2 separate regions of the Homo sapiens genome follow, and region 1 is linked to region 2. A link is a contact called in ENCODE Hi-C data. All regions are on one chromosome and are shown on one strand. Each heading gives the region's core, a stretch centred on a gene start or an enhancer-like site at or near the end of the contact. The rest is flanking DNA. Distances are from core to core; before and after follow the strand shown.

What was found. Hi-C counts contacts between places; a loop is a spot of excess contacts on that map. Pooled maps may share reads with other maps.
Region 1: a map with no recorded cell type shows a loop between it and region 2 (9-fold over the local background). The contact joins the enhancer-like site here to the promoter of TMEM18 in region 2. A Hi-C loop is called at or near these places in 2 of 37 single-sample maps with no recorded cell type and 3 of 50 pooled maps.

The regions. Positions count from the first base shown.
Region 1 is chr2:2,900,184-2,902,883 of GRCh38, forward strand. All of the region lies in intron 5 of LINC01250 (long intergenic non-protein coding RNA 1250), which reads right to left. Among named protein-coding and RNA genes, the nearest start is that of LINC01250, 220 kb to the right of the region's middle. Within about 2 kb of position 1,253, at least 5 of the 41 ENCODE cell types and tissues checked have a DNase peak (open chromatin) inside an H3K27ac peak, as active enhancers do.
Region 2 is chr2:675,956-678,655 of GRCh38, forward strand. It overlaps TMEM18 (transmembrane protein 18), which reads right to left and starts at 1,451. Exons shown (of 5, transcript NM_152834.4): 1 at 1,334-1,451. The coding sequence starts at 1,390. It overlaps TMEM18-DT (TMEM18 divergent transcript), which reads left to right and starts at 1,417. Exons shown (of 3, transcript NR_183417.1): 1 at 1,417-1,518. RefSeq lists enhancers at 726-1,491, 1,394-1,493, 1,524-1,593 and a silencer at 984-1,233.

The DNA.
Region 1 (2,700 bases), core at 3-2,502, 2.2 Mb after region 2:
GTGGTTCTGGCCAGTCTAGAAGGATGAAGAATAAGGGTCTTCATGTCTTCTGCTGCACCTTTTGAAAGCAGAAAACTCTACCCTCAAATCAAGCTATCAGCACCATTTTTCTTTAACATGGGTCGAGGAGGCATGAAGCTCAATTGCACGTGCCTGCATTTTTCATTTCATAAATATTCACGACTCCTCCTATAGCTTATTGAATATTTATATTCAGCAACCTCACTCACAAAAAATCCCTGTTCCCTTTGCCCCTGCCTCCTAGTGTCTGTTTCCAGCTTCTGTCTGGAGGCTACACTTCCCAGCCAGTCAGAATGGCTGGTCTGCAGGCTGCAGCCCTTTAGGAGAAATGAAGCTCTCCTTTCCAAATTTATAAACCTCAGTGTTCTTCAGTGACAGGGTAATCTGGTACCTCAATGTGAAGGCACACTATTTCATCACAGAAAAAAAATACAGTAGAAAAATAGAGACTAGTCTTTATGTTGAATGTATAAAACTGTTTATATGTAGACAAGTAAGAAAGGTAGGTTACAAACAGTAGGTATGGGATGAATCACTTCAGTCATAAACAAACAAATGCACACAAACACATATGCCCATAGAATAATAACCATGAATTTATTTCCTCAAACACCTATCTCTATGGAAGGAGTGTTTTAGTTTTATTGTGGGGCTCCTTGTTTCTTCTCATTTTCTACAGTTCATATTAGTAATTTGCAGTCCTACTGACAAATATTATTAAATACAAATAGATCAACCCAAGTGAATTTGATAACTAGTAATGAATCGAGTCAGGCTTTATTGTTCATTCTTTCCTGCCTCACTTTACATGAGCCCCTTAGGAAATGCCAATGAGAGAATACACAAGTGGCATAGAATATGCATGCTGAAATGACTCCTTTTGTGAATAAGTTAATCCCAGAGAAGGCAAGTGACTTGACCAGGCTCACTCAGTGTTAGAACAGAACCTGGGCAGAGTCTCCACTTCCTGATTTAACTCAATACTTGGAAAAGGCCCTGCCACAGAGGACAGGTGTTTTCTTCTTCATAATTACAAAGTAGGAGAGAAGAACTTGGAAACACTAGTCTTACCAAACTGATAACCTTTCTGATATCACTGATGGTCCACTCGCCCATCAGTGATATGTAAAATAATGGGAGGACTGTTCTTCAATTTTCTTTAACACTGATATGAATTCTAAACACAGAGATACAGTAGAATCTCGAGGCAGCATCTTTTGTCGTTTCTGATAAGCACGAGTGCTTTGAGTGTTGTCAAAATGTGGAACTGCAACTCACAGAGGAGGAGGCTGCCAAAGCAATGAGTTTCAGCTTTGCTGTGAAGTCTGACTTGGTTGAGGAGGGCAATTTGCCCTCCAGGATGGGGTGCAGTGTTTAAAATACTTGTCACATGAAGGCAGTGTCTCAGCCCTCCCAGAAGCCGCGATGCACCCCCAGCTACAGCAGGACTGCCTTCACTGCTTCCTACACATTTCCCATTTGCTGGGTTTTGAAAGTCATTATGAAAAGAGAAGCCTTGAAAGAGAAAAGGAAAGCAAATTTCATGGTACAGTCTTTGTGAGCAGCTCTCAGCAGGAAGCATCTCCATGGTGACCAAGGTCTGCTCCTGGACGTGGAAGAGGCAGTCACCACCCCCTAGGTTAGAGGAGACACAAGTTGCCAAATATTAACAGGAAAGACAAAGACTTTACAAAACTTTTTGTGGGTGTTCTCATTCACTCTAACGTCTCATCCAAGGTCTGCTCATGCCTCACAGAAAAGAATGTGACTTAACCTAGACAACACCAGTTCTTCAGGTAAGACATCACAAGCCATCCTCAGGTGGCCAGCGAGGTTCTCAGAAGATCAAGGCCATGGAAGTTTCTCTCCAAGAGCTGTCAGTGGTGGGGAGATCAAAGGCCTCCATTCATTCAATATTTATTCAGCAAATATACAGAATCAAGAATCAAGCTGAGAGCTGAGTTCAGTAAGCCAGGGAGTCATCCAAACAGGTCGCAAAAATCAAAGGGGAGGTGAGAAGCAGGTATCAGAACTCAGCGCCAACTGCCAAGGGAGGGAAGGAGGACCTGGGAGGTTCTGCCGCCCAGGCTGGAATCCCAGGCTCTCCCCACGGCTGTGGTGCAAGCCTGGAAGTGACGAGAGGAAGGCTGGACCAGAGGCACCTCCTGATGGGGCACTCCTCCCCACGTGCTTTTTCAAGAGTAAGGGGGACAGAACTGCAGCTCTAGCCTAGGAGAAGCAGTGCCAAGGGTGATTTCGAGGGAATCAAAGCCTCACTCCCACTCCAGGAAAGGCACAGACCTGCTCAAAAAACATCCGAATGCATGTCTGCACAGAGGGTCTGCACAGAGGCAGAGAAGCATGAGAGGAGGAAGATATGATGGCCTTCACCCAAGGAGCATGGCAGAAGGTACTTCTGGTCCACTAGAAGTCATCCACACTGGCTGGATGCCACTATCCTCTTCTTTTTCTTCAAGCCTCTAACAGGCATATTGCCTGGTCCTGCACTGACCCCTCTCTGTATGAGAGCTCTTAGCTTCAGCTCTGTCGATGGCCTCCCTGGTTCACAGGAATTCCTTCCTGGCTTCCTGTCCCCCTCTCGCCTTCTCCTCCCACCTGTCCTTTTGTGCCGTATGCTGCGTTTATTCCAACTTACCAGTTCTGCAAAAACACTTCAGC
Region 2 (2,700 bases), core at 201-2,700:
ATAATTAAAGGAATTACCATCCTTTACGATGATAATTGGTTATGATAATTGGTGACGACAAGGAAATTAAGACGATTGCTCAAAGAGATGCACTTGGCTCAGCCCCAAAGGTAAAACATGAATCATCATTTCAGACTCCTTAGTCAGCACTGAAGACCTCAGGGAATCTTGAGCCATCGCCACGTGCAAGACTTGATTTTCTCCAACCTCTCTGCAATACACTGAACTCTCCAGACAGTGCCGCACTCCGCCGCCTCCTGGACTCCCCGGGACCCTGCTGTACCTGGGGACAGTGTCTGGCTCAGGGACCTGAAGTAGCCAGGCTCAGATCCACTGCTGCTCAGTCCCCACCTGATGCTCAGATGCCAATCCCAGCAGTCCTCAACCCTCCCCATCCCCTCCTTGAGCGCCCTCCTGCAGAAGACAAGCCCTGCCCTCCAAGCTGCAGCCCCGCCCTGCCCTCCAAGCTGCAGCCCCGCCCTGCCCTCCAAGCTGCAGCCCGGCACAGCCCTCCAGAACTCCTGTGTCACTACTCTCTGCTGGGGACCGCAGCGGCTTCTCCAGAGCCGCGCCATGACATAAGGACACAAGCGCATCTACTCCCATCAATGCACCCACCAGAAGACCAGAGGCACGGAGGTGAGGGGAGCACGGCTTTCTGCCCAGACCCCATCGAGTGCCCATGTCACCCCTTGGCGGCCACGTGGGGCGTGGGCTCCCCTGGGATCTGTCAGACGAACCCGGCACGGCGCACGCCCCGCCCACACTGGGCAGCGTTCCTCCGTGCCACCCCACACGATCAGGCTCCACCACGCACGCCCCGCCGCACTGCCAGAATCCGCCCACATGGCCCAAGCCCCGCCCGCAAGACGCTGGACTGGCCGGCGTGCACCTCCCACACGAACAAAGCCCTACCCCTCGCGCTCCGCCCACACAACTCAGCCACGCCCGCACGGTGCAGGACGCCAGCCCAGCCCAAGCCCGGGCCACAGAGCGCCGGAGCCAGCTCACTGCGCACGCTCCTCCACAAGGCCCCGCCCGGCCCCGCCCCTCCCCGCCCAACGGCCCAGGACCCCGCCTAGCGCTCGCGCCCCGACGCCCGGCCCCGGCCCCCTCCCACAGGGCCCAGGACCCCGCCCACAGCGCGCGCCCCCGACGCCGGCCCCGAGCCACTCCCACAGGTCTCAGGACCCTGCCCAGCGCGCGCGCTCCGCCACAAGGCCCCGCCCACGGCCGGGGCCTTCTTGGCCACAGGCCGGGTGCTCTGTGGGGCCTACCCTACGCCTCTCCGCCGTCCTCCCCCGAACTGGTGGTTACGCGGGCCGCGAGTTACCGTGAGCACGGCTGGGATGCTGACGGGGAAAGAGCTGACAGAGAAGGCGGACGGCATGGTGTTGGGAAGCCCGCTCTCACAGCAACCGCCGAACCCGGCCTGGCCAGAATCCACAGAGGAGGGCGCCAAATCCTCTCTCGTGAGATCTGCCCTTCTCACGAAACTTGCGCTTGCTTCCTCTCGCGGTAATTTCATGGCATTGCTAGGTCCAGATATCGCGATATTTCCTGGTGGTCGCTGTAATACGGAAAACTTACTACGCTGCTGTGGGACTTGTGCTCGCTCCGCCAGGAGGCCGAGGGCGTCTTTAGTTCGTTAACAGAGGAGCAGGCGGAGGCGGGTGGAATTTAGGAGGTTTGTTTCAAAGGCTCAGGGCGCTGTACCGCCACGCCAGCCCTGTCCCACCTGGGACTCCCTAGAAGGGTCAGAGCATCAATGAGGACGGTGTCCGCCCCGAGACCCTGCAGGAGCCGGGGACATTGCCCACTCCTCGGACCCTGCAGGACTTGGGAAGGTGTCTGCTCTCGCGACCCTAAGGGCAGTGCACTCTTAGTCTGGGTCAGCTTAGGGTTATCTGTCTTCACTTTGGAGATTTACCAGATGTTCTTACGCTTCACTTCGTTGTTCAACGACAGATACAAAAATATAAAGTTAATTTTCTTCCAGCGAATTTTTTCCCTTTATTTTAACATCTATACCCCAACTTTGACATTTTCAAATTAAACATTCTGTTATTTTAACATCATGAATTATTAAGTGTATATACTTTAATTGCATATGTTAGCTCTTGAACTAGTTTAATGTTTCTAAAAATAGTTCTAGTGGTGGACTTTTTTTTTTTTTTAATAGCTTTAACCCCTCCCAGATCTTTCTTAAAATCTTTCCACAGTGTGGTCATTTCTGCTTATGCTACTTAACATGCATTCTCTCATTTCAGTGTAGAAGGTCATGGTTTCTTCTTATGGGAAAACATTTCTTTCATTGATATTTTTCTCTATTCTTCCTGTATTCAACTCCAGGAACATCCCGTTAGGTAGATAGTGCATCTTCCTCTCTTTTGTGTTTCTCAACCTTCCTCTCAAAACATCACGACTGTTGTTGCTGAGTTTGGGAAATCTCGGGCTTGGCTTTCCTGGTTTTTTTTTTTTTTTTTTAAGACGATGTCTCGCTCTGTCGCCCAGGCTGGAGCACAATGGTGGGACCTCGGCTCACTGCAACCTCCGCCTCCTGGGTTCAAGCTATTCTCCTGCCTCAGCCTCCCGAGTAGCTGGGATTACAGGTGTTCGCCACCTCACCTGGCTAATTTTTTTTGTATTTTTAGTAGAGACGGGGTTTCACCATGTTGGCCAGGCTAGTTTTGAACTCCT